2 separate regions of the Mus musculus genome follow, and region 1 is linked to region 2. A link is a loop called in an ENCODE intact Hi-C map of the cell type or tissue named here. Cell type or tissue: gastrocnemius. All regions are shown on one strand. Links, peaks and the distances in the headings refer to the core of each region. The heading gives the core; the rest is flanking DNA.

Region 1 (10,094 bases), core at 981-8,980, 480 kb before region 2:
CAAGGGTAGGCACTCCAGCAATCATACACATGTATAAAAAAACATAAGTTAATCAAATGTAATGCCCTCTTTAATCTGGGAAACCAGTTATCACTCTTGGAGTCTTTAAACACCTGAGCACTTTAATAATAAGAATAATTTAATATCTCCCAGTTCACTGACATGTATGTAACATGAAATTCAACATCTTAAAATCAAGACAATTTGAAGGGCAATCTAATTCACTGCTTAGGCATCTATGTATTTTAAACACACACCATTGAGACAAGGATTCTAAAAATTAGAAAACTAAACTCACTTAAGACATTATGTCTGCTATTATTGACACTTACATGTGATTAGAACGTTATGCATCCACACACTCACTATATTCTAATTAACCTTGTCCACACAAGAGAAGGCATGGTCTCTCCCATGTGCAAAGGGACAATCTCAGGTGCAGAGGGGTTACCCGGCTCGCCATTAAGAAGGGATGGAGCTGGGCTCTAGAACATACCTCATCGGAACCTCTGCGGCCAGTGTCAGCAGCTAGTACAGCAGTTAGCGCCCACTGAACTGAGCTGCCAACGCCATTTCTTTCCATTGAAAACAGGACAATAAACAGTACATTGTTTTAATTATAGTCTCCCCTAAAATACAATGAATCATTACAACGAAGCATAAAAAGATAGAAAACAAGACACTAATGTTAACTAGTTTTAAAGTTAATATCCATTTGACAGCAAATAGTGAATTATAGGTTTTATTTTTCATGCAATGATCAACACAACGTAGTCTCTACACCAAGAGACTTGTCAGCAGAATAATGCAGAGGACCTAGAATTTACTCTTATTGATCACAGCTATTCAAGCACTTAAAATATCTTTATTCACTATTTATAAGCTGGAGTCACTTAGTCAAATTAACTAACCTACAATACAAAAAGTACCAGTCATTATTGAGCTTGGCACATAAGTTGTAGCTCAGCAACAGAGCCTGTGCTGAAAAAAAAGGAAGTGAGACAAACTGGCCAAGGTGACAATATATTACAGGTTATAAACCGCCAATACCTGGGGGCTGCAAAGATGGCTCATGAGTTAAGAGCACTTGTTGCTCTTGTTAAGGACCTGGGTTCGGTTCCAAGCACCCATAGTTTCAAGGACTCTGAAGCCCTCTTCTGGCCTCTCCAGGCACATACATGGTGCACAGACATACATGCTGGCAAAGTACCCATGCACACAACATTAAAATAAATAAAGCTAAAAAAAGATACTCCAGAGCCAAGACACCACACCTGTAACAACAATACACACCTATGCAAAGGAAGGGCTCAAAATTCAAATTTTATTAATAATAGATATTTTAAAAAGCAGACGTCAACGCCCAGACTACAAATATAAGTAATTTATATCTCAAAGGAAAAGAAGACCTCTTCAGTTAGAATACAAATACTTGTAAATATCTATTGTTTCCGCCTTCATACAACCGACCTCCCTTCAGCAGGATCGAACACCGCAATTGTTTTCCTTTAGAAACCAAATGTTCCCCTCTCCCCCCACCCCATTAATGTGTGTGGGGTGAGACCATGTTTTCCTTTCTCCTAGTCCATGGTAAGAAACCCAAGCCTGGCCACAAAGAGCTTTCTATCTCCCTGGCAGCAGGGAAAACCTCCAGGATAAACAGAGGCACAAGCTGGCATTGCTGGCCAGTGAGGCACCGCACAGAAACGTGCTAGATATATAGAGGACATGAGGAGCTCTTCTGGGGTGCAAGCCTTTCCTAAGGAGTATGAGGCCAAGTTTCAATTATTTTCCCAGAATTCCCAATTACATCTCCCCAAAAGGAAATGATTCTGGAGATTAGTAATAACCTTGACTTGGTAGGTGGGTGGGTGAATTTTTTTTTTTTTTTTTTTGAGACATGGTGTTACTATGTAGCGCTGGATGGCCTGAAATTCACTATGTGGACCAGGATGGTGTGGAACTCAAAAGACGTCTGACAGCCTCTGCCTCTGGAGAGCTCAGATTAAAGACCTGCACCGCCACACTCAGCCCAATGTTACAGGTTTTGTAATGTTCCCACTTTTGAACAGGACACACTGTTTTTATAAGAAGAAACAAAACCATTTCAAGATACTTCTCAGGTGTCTAACACATGCCCAGAGAGTAACATTTAGTGTTTTTAAAGAATTAACATTTTTTCCCCTCATGAAACACTAAATCAGAGCACCTGGAAAGGAATCCACTCCCTTTTTTGGCATCAAAGGAAGCTCTTTCTATTAGAAGTTGGGGGGATATTGTGGTAAACCTTTTTTTTAAAAAGTACTTTTATATAAAAGGAAGTATACCAGATAACTCTTTGGGGGAAAATGGAGAGTATTTAGCTTGTGCTTTCAATACTGTTGAAACTGTTCAAGAGCTAAAACTAACTTTGCAGTTTAAAAGTAAACATATATATACATATATATGTTGTATGTATATATGTTGTGTGTATGTGTGTGTATATGTATGTGTGTATATATATGTGTGTGTGTATATACATACATATAATATACATACATATATATGGCTTTACTGCCAGCCTGGTGGCACATGCCTATAATCCCAGCACTCAGGAGCCTGAGGCAGAAGACTGCCATTAAATATTCAGCCAACTGTGGGGGTTGGCGGGGAGAGCATCATTAATTACTTGAGTCTTTAAAATGACTACAAAGGTCTAAAGTAGTTGTTCAGTTAAATATAACGGTTATAATTATTTCATGTGATATTCAATTACATGAGGAATTATGTATTATTAGTTTTTTTTTCCTCTAAGCATAAGAAAGCAAGTTACAGAGCCTGAGGCAGGGTGTTTATACCTAGGAGTTCAAGGCCAGCTTGGGCAACACAGTGAAACACTGTATCAATAGATGGGTGGATGGACAGACAGACGGACAGATGGATGGATGGATTTACTGAATACAGTAACCACTCCATGAAACTATAATAAAGGCAGTGATGCTCTTGCTTTTACCAGAATTGGCTTTATCATTGGCTCCTATCATTCTCTCCAGGCACACCAGCCATTCCAGAATCTTCACTTTCTGCTAATATTATTTTGAATGTTATGACCCCTGTGCGGATACTTAGGTGTTGATGACTCTTTCTTGGCATCAGTAGGTAGCCAGGGTGATGTCTTTAAGCAAAACAGAATCAAAGATTGATGAGAAGTGGGGACCGAACCCATTGAAGTCTGTAAGGTCTGGGCAGGCCTGTAATCCCACCCACCATTCAGTTGGCAGAGACAGAAAGATTCAGACTTTAAGGCCAAACCTAGTGATGGGGGTGGGGAACCTACCTCAAAAAAAAAAAACAGAACAAAAAAGAATTCAAACAAAACAAAGTAACTGGTGGCCAGAACATCTTCCCGGATAAGTGGCATTCTAAACTCTTTAGGATAAGATTCTAAACAAGCATCACATTGTCCACACCGGCAAACATTCAGGATGGTCGAGTCCGCCAACTGTTTGTTATGTCTCAAAGGCTGACAATCAGTGAAACCTAAACTCCCCAACAGATGTGTTTCATCTCCAGCACACACTCCTTTCTAATGCTGTTAAATCACCTCCCTGTCTGACCCTACTGACTGCTTTAAAGTAAACAGAGGTTTATTAAGGGAGTCATCCCAGAAGTGGATCAAAACATGTATTTATAAACAAGCGGGAAAAAAATAGGTCTTTCCAAAATGTCTCAGGAAGAAAATTATTTAATCTTAATTATTTATTTACATGCACAAATATTTGCACTTCAAGCACCTGAAAGGGACTGTAGACAAAACCTCGGATTTATAAAGGTGACAACTTATTATAAAACACAGTCCGCCTTAAACTCTTCTTCTAGCATCCCACATAATCAGTAATACCTGGCTCATTCTCGAAACATCGTGTGGGTAGCCCCGACTGGGACTGGGCACAGACAGAGAAAGGGAGAATGAGAACGCGAAGTTGCTGGTGAGGATAAAAAACGGAACAGTCCGAGAAGTCTGCAGTTTGTTTTGCTTTTCTAAAAGGCCAATGATCCCCCCGCCCCATCTTCTCTATCCCCAATACATGTATTTATCTATCTTTCTGTCACAGCTCTAAACTCCTCCATCTACTTCTGACCACATCCACGAATTCCGGGAGAACTAGTGTGTCCTGGCCGCAGGTGGAGAGGATGCACTCTGAGGCTAGAAGCCGGGCACTACAAGTTCTCCCTGACAGGGATAAGGGGTGATAGGGTGAAGGGAGCGGAGGACCGAGAGTCCCCTCAGCATATCACCAACAGCATCACCAAGACAGCAGCAGTCCCTGGCGGACCTGAAAAGTGGCCGGATCTCAGAGCCACACGAAAGGCTCGTCCCCAAAATGCGCCGACTTCCCCTCCCCTAAACTCGCCTCCAGGCGATCAGATTCCTCACACTCACCCGTCCGCGCTCCAGCTTTAGCAGCAACTCGGAGAATGCCGCCCACCTCTGACAACCATAGAGACGCAAATGCCGGGGAGCCCCGCTCTGCGTCCTCCGCCCACTCTCACGTGACTCCCTTAGCCGCTGGGCCTGCCGGGATCTTGATGAAACGTAGCAGGGAGGAACCGAGTTGGGGAAAATGGGGCGGGGCGGAGAGGCAACCCCGCCCTTCTCTGGGGCCCGCCCACACTTCGGATCCCGCCCCGAGTCAAGACTCCGCCCTCGCCTGGGGGCCCGCCCTGTCCTCAGCCCCGCCCACACGTCGGTGCCACGCCCTCGCTGTTTAGGCGGGAATGCCGGCAGATTTGCAAAATCCCTCCTGCATTCCATTGCTGATTTTGTTTCTCTGCTGTCAAAGTCCACCTCTCCTGTGCCTCTTTCTAGTTAAACCCTGCTCTTCCGTAAGTGGGAAATTGATAACGAGGTTCTTCCCACCAGTCTAGAGGCTCACACTGGTTTTATTTTAGGAACATCTTTTATTTATTCTTTGACAGTTTCGTAAGATATAATGTATCTTAATCTTATCCACCTCCAGTTCTCCACGTTCACTCCTTCCAGGAAGTCCCCGCTAGTCTCCCAACACTTGGAACTTAGAGGCTAGTGTGGTTTACTTAGACCTGTGTCAAATTATGAAACAGAGGAGCTCAGCAGGTAAGGGCTCTTACTACCAAACCAGATAACCCGTATTTGAGTCCCAGGACACTTATGGTGGAAGGAGAGAACTGACTGATGCAAGTTGTCTCCTAACCTTCAGAACCATGCTGCGGAACACACATACCTGCATGCATACATACATACATACATACATACATACATACATACATGAAAAAAGGGAAGGAGAAAAGAGCGAATAAAAGTCTTCTCTTGGGACACACATCTTGTTATCTCTGAAACTTGTAAATTTCACATTGCATCGTAAATACCATAGAACACTTTGGAGGCTCACGGGATAAATTAACTCTTTATTTGAATAAGGAAAAGAGAAAAAAAATCATCAATATATAAATTGTTGAATAAAATTTTCAGCCAGATGTGGTGGCATAGAACTGTAATCCCAGAATCTGAGAGATAGAGGCAGTAGGATCAGGAGTTCAAAGCCATACTTAGTTACATAGTGAGTTTGAGGCTAGTGTGGGCTCTATAAGATCCTGTCTGAAAAACCAAGCCAAACATAAAAATCCATCAAGATCAAGGAAGACAATGATTAAGTTGGGCATGTTGGTATATGACTATAACCCCTGTAGAGACGGAGGCAGGAGGATCAGGAATTGTCTTTAGGTTGTCCTCAGCTACATAAATAGCAAATTTTTCCCTTACCTCCATCCATGTACCATAGCAAATGTGTCACCCCACACACATACTCACACACATAATAATATGTAAATAAATATAAGAAGAAATATCCAGGTATCCCTCCCCTGCCCCACACCAGTAGTTCCCATGCCATGTTGATAATCAAATGCCTCACACTTAACTGGAGAGATTTTTGGTTTAGGTTTTTATTTGAGACAGTTCTTTTTATATAGGCTAGGGTACCCATGCTGTTCTCAAACTCATGGTAATCCTCCTGCCTTGGCCTCCAAAGTGCAGGGGTTGTGGGCATGCACTACTATGCCTGGCTCAGGGTAAAATAACACAGATTCCTGGATCCTAAGATACACTCACTGGACTAGAACGGTGCTCAGAAATCTGGATCTTCATAGTCCCATGTGATTTCCATGTAGGTGTTGAATGGGAAAAGAAATGGATTTGGGTCTTTTTTTCCCCTCCATGCCACAGAATAAAATATCTCTATTTTGTCTTCAGTATAGCAAAAGTACATTATACTAGAAATCCTGCGCTATTTTGTGTGTGTGTGTGTGTGTGTGTGTGTGTGTGTGTGTGTGTGTGTGTGTGAGAGAGAGAGAGAGAGAGAGAGAGAGAGAGAAGTTTTTTTTCTCTTTCAGTTGGGCCAACATATTAATTGACATGCTTTCAAGCATTTCCTAGTTACCTATTTTTATCACATACATAAAAGTAGCAATTCCAGGTGTGACCACAGCAGGCTCAACTTATTACACCACAGTGAAAAGTGAATCTCTCCTGAGACAGGCATCTGAGTGACTGGAGTGTCATTTCATAAGCCTTCCATTCAATTCTTTCAAATGAATTCAAAATAGACTCCCCATCCTTCATTATATCTATCTTCAGAGTTTTATAAATTATAGTCTTTAAAAACCTATGCAGATTTCCAAAGCTTTCCTCTCTCTTCTGTAGTGCTGGAGACTGAACACCGAACTTTGTACAGTCTAGGAAGCCCTCTAGAATTGAGCTGTTTGCCACCCCACAGATTCTTGTTGAGGAACTAGTATAGTCCAGTATCATTTAGAAGTTAAGTTCTTAGTTGCTATTGTAGTGTGTATGTTCTTTCCTGATAATTATGGCCAGAAATAATTATATTCAAATAAGTAAGAAAAAAAATTTTTTAAACCTTAAATATTCCTTTCTTTTTATCTATCACAAATGAAGCAAGGAAGACCAGCTGAATCAACGATACATAAAAATTTTAAATCTATTCTTTTTCATTGTAGTTGAAGGTAACTACAAAATCAAAGAATCGCTTCTCCTATTTTGAGTCCTAAATCCATTTTTTTCCACTTTTATAAAAGGAAGCCGGCGTTCATGGAGAAATGGTTGAATTCAGGGCGAGGGCAGAAAGGTCCAAGAGGATCTGGAACATCTTGTGTTAGAAAGTCTGGCTGTACCCAGGAAATTAAAAGGTGCATGCCAAAAACTTGAAGGGCTTCGAGATGGCCAACTGTGGGACTATGGGAGAATTAAAGGGAGAACAATGTGCTGGTTCGATGGTTCCTATAAGCTCAGTCCAGAGAGTGGCACTATTTGGAGGTGTGGCCTTGAGGGATTGGGTGTGGCCTTGTTGGGGATGGGCGTGGTCTTGTTGGAAAAGGTGTGTCACTGTGGGCGTGGGCTTTAAGACCCTCATGGGGGGTCTTAAAAGCTATCTGGAAGCCAGTCTTCCATTAGCAGCCTTCAGACGGAGATGATGAACTCTCAGCTTCTGCACCATGCCTGCCTGGATGCTGCCATCTTCCTGCCTTAATGATAATGGACTGAACCTCTGAACCTGTAAGCCAGCTCCAATTAAATGTCCTTTATAACAGTTGCCTTGGAGCCAGGCATGGTGGCGCACGCCTTTAATCCCAGCACTTGGGAGGCAGAGGCAGACGAATTTCTGAGTTCGTGGCTAACCTGGTCTACAGAGTGAGTGCCAGGGCTACACAGAAAAACCCTGTCTCGAAAAACCAAAAAAAAAAAAAAAAAAAAAAAAAAGGAATTGCCTTGATCATGGTGTCTGTTCAGAGCAGTGAAATGGTAACTAAGACAGGCTGTAATCCACTGAATAAAACAAGACTCCACGAGTCTTTAGTAATGAGGGAGCGGGGGATACACAAATAGATGGAAGAGACCTCCCTTAACACGAGGTCCCCACAATAAATACAAAGGCAGCAGACAGGAAACAAAATAAAACAACCACAAACCAACCAAACCAACAGTTTGCACCAAGCACGGCAAAGACAGAGCGAGAGTCAAGGGATACCAGGTGGGGTAAGTAAACGTTTCGGAGAAGCTACTGTTTTTTTTAATGAAAGGAAAACAAAAGGCGAAGTGCTCAGCTTTACTGATCAGAAAGGACTTGACCACTGGACTTAGGACATGACCCTAAGTTGAAATCTTATAAAAAGTTAATTGGAACAATTGAAGCAATTGAACTATGGGCCATAGATTAGATAAACATAGACCCCACATTTGATAATTGTGTGACTACATATAGGAGCAAGTATCTGTCTTAGCAATTTAACCTGACGTGCGAGCAGGCATAAGAGCATGACTTACACAAGCTATTCTCAGAAGAGTTAGAAGAAAGAAAATAGCTAGACAGAGGGATAAAACCAATACATTGAAATGTTCAAAATGGATAAATTTGAGTACATGATAGTCAGAGGTTTCCTGTACTATTCGCTTTTTTCCCCTCAAGCATTATTTATTTATTTAGAGACAGGAGTTTACTGTGTAGCTCTGACTGTCCTGGAACTCCCTCTGTAGACCAGGCTGGCTTTGAACTCAAAGATCTGCCTGCCTCTGCTTCCTGGGTTAAAGGTATGCTCCACTATTACATGGCTTGTTTAAAATTTTATATTTAAAAAAAGATTTTTTTCTAACTGTCCTTAAGGGTATGCCCAGCAGTAGATGATCAAGAGAAAATGAACTCAACAGCATCTTCGGAGATTCCTTGTCTCGCAATGTCAAGATATGCTTGCGGGTGCGCAGGGATGTTCGCATGCTCGTGCACACACACGCCCAAGCGCACACGTGCACACACACACACACACACACACACACACTCACACACACATGTGTGCACGCTTTAAAATTGGTTATATTATCATTTAAAAATTTTTTTCATTTCATATATATAATTCCTTCTCTCTTTTTACCCTACATGTCCTTTGCATATATATTATGGCTTCTATTGGTGTTTTTAGGCCATTCCTGAGTGTGGGAACAAGTGGGTCTCTGTTTCTTGTTCCTCCTCTTGATCTCTTTCCCTCCTGTTTGTTTGTCCAATTCTTTTTTTTTTTAAGATTTATTTATTTATTTATTTATTTATTTAGTGTGATTACACTGTCATTCTCTTTAGACACACCAGAGAGGGCATCAGATCTCATTACAGATGGTTGTGAGCCACCATGTGGTTGCTGGGAATTGAACTCAGGACCTTTGGAAGAGCAGTCAGTGCTCTTAACCACTGAGACATCTCTCCAGCCCTTGTTTGTCCAATTCTAATGTGTTAGTTTGTTTTATCCTATTTTATTTTATTTTAAAAAGGTTGTTTCCTTAATTTTTCTCATTTTAAATTGACTCCTAAATTTATCTAAAAGTCTAAAATATCTAAAACTTCAGCACAATATTTATTATTATATTTATTATTGTTGTTATTATTATTATTATTGACAGTCTTGCTACATAGTCCAAGCAGGCCTCTCACTACAGATTCTCTTTCGGCCTTGCTTTAACTGGTTTTATTATTAGAGTCGGGAGATTGGGTGGTTTTGTTTGGCTTTTGTTTTTATTGTTTTAGCTTATTATATACTGTCAATAATTTATAGGCGGACAAGTTTTTCTAATTCCAGTTCCAGGAACTTTTCACATTTCCTTCTAATGCATTTGTCAGGTCTCAAAGAAACCCAGGACTGACCATGCTGGACACCTGTGACTCCTCCCAGCACTTCTTGCCCCGCCCCCTATTCTAAACCTCTCCCTCCCAGGGGCTTCCCTTCCCTTCCCCCATCTTCTCATTCCTATATATGAAGCTGCCATTTCTGCCGCGTGCTTTCTTGATCCTCTCTGACTGAGGCTCCTCTCTTGGTCCACTCTCCTCTTCTCTCATCTTTTCCTCTCTGCTTCCTCCCACTCGCCCATCCACACGCCCTACGCCCCTCCCATCCCCACCCTTACCCCCCCATAGCCCAGTTCAGTCTGGACCCTTGCAGATGCCTCTGGCTGTACTCTCACTCTTATCTACAATAAAACCCATCTCCTCAACAATACTTCAGAGCGGCCAATGTCA
Region 2 (10,094 bases), core at 1,309-9,308:
CACATCCACAAAACCTTGGGCCCAAAATTTGTCCTGCCTACAAGATACACAGGGATAAAGATGGAGGAGAGATTGAGGAAAAGGGCAACCAATAGGTGGTCCAACTTGAGACCCATCCCATGGGAGAGAGCCAACACCTGTCACTCTTAGTGATTGATACTCTGCTATGTTTGCAGACAAGAACTGAGCATAACTGTCTCCCTGCTTCATCCAGCAGGGGACAGAAACAGATGTAGAGATCTACAGCAAAACATCAATCAGGTGGAGCTTGGGGAGTCATGTGGAAGAGTGGTGGGGGGAGAAAGGATTGAGGGAGCTGGAGGGTCAAGAACATAAAGAAGACCTACAAAGTCAACTAGCTTGGGTCCGTGGGGGTTCACAGAGGCTGAACCACCAGCAAAGAGCATACAAGAGCTAGACCTAGGTCCCCTACACATTTGTACCAGATGTTCAGCTTAGTCTTCATGTGCAACCCTTAACATTGGAGTGAGAGCTATCTCTGATTTTGTTGCCTGCCATTGGATCCCCTTCCCCTAGCTGGACTGCCTGGTTGGGCCTCAGTGGGAGAGGATGTACTTAGTTCTGCTTCAACTTGATATCCTAGGGTAGGGTGGTACCCAAGGGGGCTTCCCCTTCTCCTTAGAGAGTCGGAAGGGGAAGGGGGAAGGTACTTATGAAGGTGGTATTTGGAGGAGAGGAGGGAGTGAGGCTGCTGTGACCAGGATGTAAAGTGAATAAAAAAGTAAATTAAGGAAAAAAAGAAAATAAAACAACAAAACAACCAAAATAACAGGTGCCATTATGACATTTTTACATGTGTAATGTATCCTTTGCTTATATTCACCCATGATCCTTTCTTGTTCCCTTCTCCCTTCCTTTTGTCCCATTTTCTTCCCTAGTAATTTCCCTTCAACTTCCTTCACTTGTGTATACATAAACACATGAGTGAAAACATGAAATGCTTTTCTGAGTCTAGCTTATTTAGCTTAACATGAGCAACAGTTTCATATATCTTCCTGCAATTGGCTTAATTTAAAAGAATGCTGGTTTTCAGCGAATTCCCAGAGGATTTAACTTAACCTCTGTGATAGCTAAGACTAATTAACTTGATAGGATCTAGGCTCACCTAGGAACCAAGCAGTTGGGCATGCCTGGGAGGGGTTACCTTGGTTAGGTTAGCCTCTGTCCATGCCTGTGAGCATTTTACGTACTGACTAAACCACTTCCCAACCTTCTCGTTTTTCATCTTAAAAGGTCCTGATGTTTGTTAAAGAGACTCCTCCATTATTGCTGCTAAACTGAAGCAGTTTTCCCAAAAATCTGACAACTTAATGTTCAGGAAAGACAAAAACTGCACAAAGGAAGACTCTCTAGGCCATGGACCTTCATTTCCTACCTATAAATTAGGGATTCTGTAGCTGTATCCTTAGAAGGTGGGAGAAGAACCAAATAAAATGGAAACTTCGAGAAGCATTTTGTGAGCCATATGTAAAGTAGCTAAGGAACCACAGACACTCAGCACTTTGATCTCTACGATGGACATTTTATTTCCACAAACTTCACAGATTCTTAAACTCACAAACTTTCACTTACTTAAAAAAAAAACAACCAAAAAACAAAAGACAAACATCACATTCCAATATTTCAGGTGTGAATAAACTAGTACCCCGTTAGCTGCACTTTACATACCATAAAAGCAAACTGACATTCATAGTTTCAAGCGTACCTGGAGGACACATAAACTTGTTTTGAAACTACACAGTCTCTTGTCAACAGATGCCTGTATTTATCTATTGCCATTATTGAGAGATACAACTTCATATTTATTAAATTATACGAATCATTTTTTTCTACTCTTGATTTGGACATTGAAAAAAAAAGAGGAATGGTGTTAAGTAGCTTAAAATGTCATATTTACTGAATAAGCTACATTATGACAAGGAATGCCCGGAGTTCCTTTCGGGGCTTTTGAAATTTAAACTAATTAGCTTTGTGTGTTTGTATGAGTACAGGTGTGCAGACACCATGGTGCACATGGGGAAGCTGGAGGACAATTTTTAAGAGTTAAGTTTTCTCCATCCACTGTGGGTTCTAGGGCCAAACTCAGGTCTTTAAGCTTGTAAGATAACCACTTTCATCTGCTGAGCTGTTTGGCCTGCCCAGGAATGACTCCAGAAAAAATTTAATGTTTTATCATAGTTTTAAACATTTAGTTTGAAAAGCAAGTTAATGATAGTTGCCTTATCTTAGCATGGAATTTAAAAGTCCTAGATGAGAACTGTAAGCTTATTTGGCACTAGATATAGCTAACACGTCTAAGACATGGAACACATGATTGCTTTTTACATTGGCTTTTCACTTAAGTGTACAGAAAAAGTGCTTATCAATGTACCCGATCTACTTAAATCCTAAAACAAAGATAAAGGCACATAAGTGGGTAGCAACTTATGTGTGTATGTGTGTTTGTGTGTAGTGTAGGCATGAGAATGTTTGGGAGCCCCACGTGTGCTTATTCTGAAGATAGAAGTAGAATGTCAGGTGACTTCCTTGATGCCTTTCTTACTGCCTTGAGATAGCCTCCCCGATCCAGAAGTCACTACTTTCAGGTAGGCTGGCTGGCCACTGGGCTCTGAGGCTCTGCCTGTCTCAGTTCCTCATGTTAGGTTACTCATACCCTCAGCTATGCATACCCTATTAGATGGATGCTGGGGATTCAGTCACAGATCCTCATGCTTGCAGAACAAGTGCTCTGACCTACTGAGCCACAACTTATATATTTCATGAGCATCTTCAATTCACATTTAAAGAAGTGCTATTTTGAGATGTGACAAATTTGTTAGAAATCTCTATGACTTGGGGAGGCCAGTTAACAACAGAATGCTGTGAGCTCTGTATAACCACGCAGTCCCCTCGACTCTGAGGACTTGGCTGCTTACTCTGCCCTCTATGTTGTAGGCCAGAAAGACTAGAGAGAAGGATTTGGTCAAACCAGTCTCCCACAGAAGTTTCTACTCTTGTTATAAGATTTAATATGTTTGTAAGTTAAATTTTAAAATAATTATAAAGCCATTTACTCTTAGCACAAGTGAATGGAATGTAATTACGGATCACAGTTGTAAAAGTCTTTAATTTTAAGGAATAGTATTTTTCAACTATATATAAGGAAATTCAATAGCTAGCAGCATTGAAATACAGAAATGGCCCCATTTCTCTTCCTTTTTATAAAATATAATAAATTGCCCATTTTTAAATGGGCAGACTATCTAGGCTTTCTGTAACCACACTATAGTTCTTTGAGTACATACAAAGAAACATAAGAAAAGTGAAAGATTTAGTATTTTGCACATTTGTAAAATGTTGCTACAAAGCATAGAGGCTATGAATGTATTAATAAAATTAAAATGTCTCTTACATGAGAAACATATTAAACTGATTTAATAATTACTTCACAGAAGCATATTTTGCTATTTTCTAAACAAGGAATGGTTTAGGTGATAAGTAAATCAGTTTAGGTGATAAGTAAAGTATTGTAAGCTTCATAAACAAACAAACAAACAAAATCCCCAGAATACAAACCTCAGAAAGTTCAGAATTTAAGAGTAGCAAAACTAGTTGGTGATAATCAACAAGACATACACATTTAAAAAAAGTACCATAGGTTGCTATGTGCTCATCTATTTAAATAAATGTCTTCTTCTATTGAACCAAGTTTGTAGTTAATAATGTACCGTATAGTGTTATATAGGCACAAACCAGATTACAGTAACTTGAAAGCAAGTGCTGCTTCCTTCTTCAGTTCAGTGATTAAAAGTAAAACTGCTTTAAAAAAAAAATTGGGAACCGCTACTTACAATACAAGTAAGACGTTATCAGTGGGATTCCCATCTCCGTTCACATAATCCTCCTTTGTAGTTTCACATTTCAACTCTGACCTTGCCCTTCTTTAGCACCTTAAGCAAGTGTGCATAGCAGAAAATCAGGGCAGCCTCTAGTTTCATTCACTTACAAACATTAGCAGGTTCAGTTTGCAATACCATGTGTTTTGCATTTTCTCATGGCCCTTACTTTGCATGGTATCTCGCAATGATTAAAAAGCAAATGGGACTCTTAGTCATCAATAATTCCAGTTCTCACAAGTTCCAGGTTACCTGGGTGGGGTTGGGGAAGAGGCACAAATCAGTGCATTATGAATCACTTCAGAGACATTTTCTTGCCTCAGAATGCTATCCTGAAAGGATTATTACAGATCCACCCCAAGCCCGAAAGTTAAAATGCATAATTTATTTGGTTTTTTCTGCTTCCACTTCTTATCCATACCCAGTATTATTCTACCTTGAAGACAAATAAGCCTTAGCATTTCTAGCGCGAATTATTTTACCCAAATACATTGGACTTCGGTCTCAGTTTAAAGGAAGATGAGTAGCCTCTAAGAGACCTTTCCTCCTCCTCCTCCTCCTCCTCCTCCCCTTCCTCCAGTGTCGGTTTAGCATCCCTGAAGGAGGGAGTGGTGTGAATGATCTGGGTTCGGAATCGGATTTTGTTGAGTCGTGGCTTCATCCGTCCACTTGAGCTGCCCGAGGCTTTGCGACCTGAATCTTTTGCTTTGCTTCCTCCAGTCCATCCCTCGGGGACGTGGTGGTGAAGTTCAGCTCCGTCTTCCACGACCGGGGAGAGTTTGTGAGTGATGTGTGAGGGGAGCACCTTTGAAAGTCTCCAGCGCCCACCCCCGCGGGCGGCAGGGCTGTCTCCATCATCTTCATCCAGGGCTCCCACCAGGTTCTTTATCTCCTCTGCGATGCTCTCGCTCAGATACTGAGAGGCCTTTCTCCCGCTGTAGTCCCTGATGTCTACATCTGCGTCGTAGGCCCCCACTAGTAACTTCACCACCTCTACATGCCCATGCATCGCTGCCAAATGTAGGGCAGTGTAGCCTCCGCTCGACTTGGCATTGATGTTCACTGGCAGCTGGTGTTTGGTGGCAAAGTTGACCAACATGGCCAGGAGCTCTTGCCTGCCGTGCTTGGCGGCCCAGTGGAGACAAGTGAAGCCGGTGATGAAGTCTCGCTTCGAGAGCAGGCCGGGCTCACAAGTGAGCAGCCCTTCTAGGCTGTCCCACTTGCCCTCGGAAGCTGAGAGCATCCAGGCGTGATCCAGGGGATCCAGGGTAACCGAGGCCCCGACGCTGCTCTCCTCTTCTGCGGACGAAGAAGCTAACGATGCGGTATCGGAGTCGCCCCCTCCTCTGCTGCGACCTCCAGCGTTACCGTCCCCAGGACCCACGCTCCTCTTTAGTTGCGGGGAGCTGCCCAACACCAGGTCCCGAAAGTTCTGACGGGCCGACCTGGGTGTGTTTGGCCCACTAGGGGAACTGCCCCCTTCAGCCTCCCCCTGTGGAGGGAGTTTAAGGTTCTCGCTGGACCCGGGACCCGACGCCCAGGACACGGCCTCGACCTCCTGTGGTGGCGAGTCCTTACCTTGGGCCCCACCTTGAGCAGGGGCTGGAGGCTCTTGGTCGCTCACTTCGCCACCCAGTCCGAGAGACAACTGTGGATTTGCCTCCTGGAGCTGGCTGCCCTCGCAAGGCTCCGCTGCAAGGTCCGGGACTTGAGGCTCCTCAGTCACCTCGATACGCGGGGGCTCTCGGGGGAGCTTGGCCTCAAGCGGGGGGGAATCCCCCGTACAGAACCTTTTCTTGAGATGCACATACTTGGTACCATCCGCGGGATCGGTGCGCACGGTGGCCACGGCATTGACCAGTTCCTTGAAGCGCTCGCGGGCGCGGGTGCGCTGTTCGCGCTGGCCACCCAGGACGTCCCTGAAGTGTTGCACCAATTCCGAGTGTCCCGCCCGGCCCCCACGCTCGGCGAGGAAGCGCAGGATCGCCTCCGAGCTCAGCTCCAGTGACCCCTCCATTCACCGCGGCTCAGCTTCTCAGCCCCAGGAGCGCTCAGCCAGACACCATGGCCGGACGCCTGGAGGACCCGGAGAGCGGCTTGGGTCTCAGTGGCTGGCAGCACGCGCGATCCCAGCTTTGAAGAGTCTCGAGTCCCGCGAGCGCTGACACCGCCTCACTGGGGCCGCGTCCCAGTGGACACGCCCCGCCACACCCACTTCCGCTCGGGACTCAATCTCGGCGACAGTCCCCGGCCCGAGGCCCCGCCCACTTCCGGGCTCCGCGCGGGCTCGCAGCCACTGTTTCCGCCAGTGGCGGGAGGCGAGGGACCCAGAGCTTGGCCTCCGAGGCTCACGTTTCCACTCACCCTCCCCACACACTTGGCTTTTCGTCAAAACGCCCGGTGGGGCACACCCGGGAGAAGCTCGCCCCGAGCGCGGGAAACCCTGGTAGTCCCTGGCGCGTTCCCGCAGCCCTCCGCCTCGGCCCCGCCCCAGCCTCTCAGCAGAGGCCGCCCCGCCCATTAACGGCTGCGGGGCGCCGGGCACGCCCCTTGTCCCGCCAGTTACGCCCAGCGGGTCTCTCTCTGAAGCGGCCCGGGACCTGTGTTTGCGTCCAGCCTGAGACCACCGTTTCCCTACGTCCCACCAGGGCTATGGCCTCATGCGACGAGGTACAGCAGCTGGTGAGCCCCGCGCCCTTGGGTTCCCCGAGCCCCCGCCCCGCCCCGCCCGGTCGCCTCTGGGCCAGCGAGATTGTGACCGTGCGGCTCCGGGACTCCGCGTGTCGTGGAGAGGGGGCTCCCTGTTGCCCCAGGGCGAGGGCTGAAGAGCTCTGGCGAGCGACTGCATGTTGGGGAAAAGTTACATTTTCCAGGCTTCCTGGTCCTGGCCAAAGCGGGGTGGTGTAAATGAAATCCAGGATGATGATCGATGCCTATCACTTTGTAACGGTTTTTTTTTTCCTTTTCCCCGACTTAAATCAGGCCTTGGAATCCGCCTGATTTTGTGCAATTGTGTACACGTACATGGCTACTGACCGGAAAGTCGGCTTCCTTAGATTTTCCAAAGCTCGCGGGTTTACTGTAATGCTTGGCGGTTTTGTTTGGCTTTCCCGTCCCCTTGTAATGAAAAAAAAAAAAAACAACAAAAAAAAAACAAACAAACCACTTGACCGATCCAATGTTTTGTGCGGTTCAAATAACTTGAAAAACTTATCTTAGTTGATATAGGATATAAGCCATAGTTATCCGAGAGGTCATACTGTTTTCATAATACCAATCTCTTGTAATCTTGCTTTTGTTCCCATCATTTTAAGATTGTATGTGGAATCTTCCAGTTGTCGCAGGGGGTAGAATAGATTCTATTTCTACTTCCCTAACAGCTGCACGCAGTAAATTATTTTTCTCTACTTTAAGAAACTCTAATATTTCCCTTATCCAATATTAATGAAAGTAATCCTCTTAACTAACTCTATTGAATCCTTTGGCATTGGTAGTATTTTTGTCGGATTCTTAATCTCAAGCAACATTTCCCAAATAACTTTCTACTTACCTGAAACAAGTGACTCTTATTATTATCTTCCTATGTTGCATTTTAGTTGTAGAACTTATTTCAATAGACTAAAATAAAAATAATGAGAAATAGATAAATGCTATAATTTCTGTGTGAAGTTGGTTCGTGATCATTGACATGAAAAAAAAATCATAGTACCTAAGCTATTCGAACCTTAATGGCTGTCCAGTAAACCTATTCTCATAAAAAAGTATTATCATCCATTTAGTGATTTATCAGTACCTTCTAATTCTTTAGCATGATGAAACTTTGATTTCTTGTTAGATATATCCACACTAATACAACTTATAGGTCTCTTCCCCCTGAAATATACATTGGACACAGTAACTGCATTCACATCTGTCACCCATATTTGCCATGATGTCTACCGTGGGTAAATTTTTCGATATTTACATGTGAATGGAGTTTCACCATATTTGGAATCTGTTTATTGCTTCACATAGGAAGAGGTTTATGTTGTGGCTCATATACTTTTATAGAAAGCTGAAAACAATGGAATTTCTATTTGTAGTTACTAGAAATGGCATTTATAGGTGAATTTCTGCCACGAGGGTCCGTGTTCTTCTTAGCAACAGTTATACTTTTATCAGCTATTCTGTGCATCCGAGACATCTCAGTTGACAAAGCTGTGTTACTGTTAAGCTGTTTGTTTCCCCCCATCAGGTAGTCGTTGAGAATTTCTATGTGCCACTATGTCCTTGTTTGCTTCTATTTAAATGCCATTCTACATGTAATTGTATTCGTTACCTTCAAAGATAAGTGAAGGTACAGAGACTGTAACTTCATCTGGAAAAGTCCTAGTCTTAGGTGTTCTGGAATAGTGCCAGTTCTCTTTCTAGGCACCATAATTTTTTAAGATTATATGTTGGGGGTTCTGTTTTGAGAAATGTGGTTACCATATTGTCACAGTAACCATGAATTCACCGTAACTAGGAATTCTAGGATTTCCAGTTTTCCTTACACAGACTCTTAAGACCTTTTAAATTAAGGGATAAAGAAATAATTGGGGTGATGTTTTTGTTTTTGTTTTTTTTTGTTTGTTTGTTTGTTTTTCTGAGACAGGATTTCTCTGTGTAGTCCTGGCTGTCCTGGAACTCACTCTATAGACCAGGGGGAAATGTTTTTAAACATAAAGCAAAGTTGAGATAAAAATGTAACGTGAAGTCAAACAGCATGTTTGACATGTAGCCTTAGAGAGCAGTGATGTGGGGGACAGTGAACTCCAGCTTTGGCACTTCACTGTCACTTCTCTTAGCATGGAAGATGATTGAGAACTCTTGTAAGAGAAGCAGGGGCTTTTGCTACACAAAAGCATGATGGAAGGAGGACGGTAAAGCCTGTCAGCCCAGCCATAGGACATTTAAGGCAATCGAAAGCTTCTTCCTTTTAAAGAATCCTAATCCCCGTGGTACCCAGGCCTGAGACAGATGACTGGGGGAAACGAATGGCAGTTTAGTAGAGATGACGCAGTAGTCATCCAGTCAGTTGTGGATATGTTTGAGGGGTGTTTATTGACAGAGGTGTAAGTCGTATAGGATGCTTGGGTTATTTTCATGTATGTCAGGTGTGAGTAATATAATTGAAATAAGAACATAATATGCAGTATGAAATATGTGCTTTAAATGACCCTGTGCTCTTCGGTGCCAGTTGGCTCTTGAACTTCTGGGAACAGGAGAGGATGTAAAAGCTAGCAGAGGCTGAGGGGAAAGAGAGAGAGTAGTAAGGGAGATAGCGTGTTAGCAGAAACAGAGTAGTAGGATTGCGGAGTAGGCAGAAGTAGGATCAGAGAAAACAGGCGATGACAGTGGAGCTAGGAGAAGCTGAGCTGAGCCAGAGAAGATAGGAGACAGATAAAGGAAGACCCAGGAGGAACCCACAAAACCAAAAATCAACATTTACAAAAAACTACAATAATTCATTTTAAAATATACATTGTAAAGAGTAAGAAGGGGTTTGAGTTGAGGTAAAGATATGGGGGGCAGTTGGGAGATGGTATGCTGGCTTTTTTCTAAATGGAATGCAGATTTGGAGACTTTCATATTTTTCTGTCTTGAGGGGCACGGAGACCAGTAGGATTCAAGAGAGGGTTAAGGGAAGCTGAAAGGGGGGGCTGAGAATAGCATCAAATATTGTTTACGTGTTTAAAAATGTCATAAAACCATTATTTTATATAAATGGTATATGCTAATGATAATAGAGGAACCAGATTAAGCTTATGGTGATAAATACCTGTAAGCACTTGGGGGTGGGGGTGGCAGATGGTGTGTGTCTGGAGGATGAGGCAGGAGGATGATAAAAATTCAAGGTCAGTTTAGGATACATAGTGAGCTCAAGACTGGCCTGGGTTATGTAGAGAGACATTATCTCAAGTAACAAAACAAAAACTAAAATTCCTAGTTCAATCTACCCTCCATATTTATGGAGACTGTGAGAAATCTTTTTTCTAGTTAGATGGTTTTATATAGAAAGAGTTGATATATTGTGAAATAAGTACAGAATTTATTCACAGATACCCAAATATTTTGTGAGTTGTTTATACTTAGTTTTTTCATAGACAATATTTGTACAGTGATATTTTTGTTGTGTTACATGCATATTAATTTGCAAGAACATTATTTTGAGCACAA

Evidence for each region. A loop is a pair of places that touch in the nucleus more often than their neighbours do. Peaks named below come from ENCODE experiments on the same cell type or tissue, not always from the same donor. Only the 100,000 strongest peaks of a DNase experiment are listed, where the experiment ranks them.
Region 1: a loop joins it to region 2, with 6 times the contacts of the local background. A loop is called at or near these places in 2 of 42 quality-filtered maps.

The regions. Positions count from the first base shown.
Region 1 is chr10:59,697,017-59,707,110 of GRCm38, reverse strand. Micu1 (mitochondrial calcium uptake 1) reads right to left here and starts at 4,548. Exons shown (of 12, transcript NM_144822.3): 1 at 4,424-4,548. In gastrocnemius, for the core only: no CTCF peak of the experiment used is centred there; a DNase peak (open chromatin) is centred at 4,605; H3K4me3 peaks cover 1,796 bases; H3K27ac peaks cover 918 bases.
Region 2 is chr10:59,217,863-59,227,956 of GRCm38, reverse strand. Septin10 (septin 10) reads left to right here and starts at 6,457. Exons shown (of 10, transcript NM_001024911.3): 1 at 6,457-6,566. The coding sequence starts at 6,549. It overlaps Sowahc (sosondowah ankyrin repeat domain family member C), which reads right to left and starts at 6,035. Exons shown (of 1, transcript NM_172939.3): 1 at 1,523-6,035. The coding sequence starts at 5,913. The coding sequence ends at 4,375. In gastrocnemius, for the core only: no CTCF peak of the experiment used is centred there; DNase peaks (open chromatin) are centred at 4,978, 5,505 and 6,141; H3K4me3 peaks cover 3,172 bases; H3K27ac peaks cover 2,783 bases.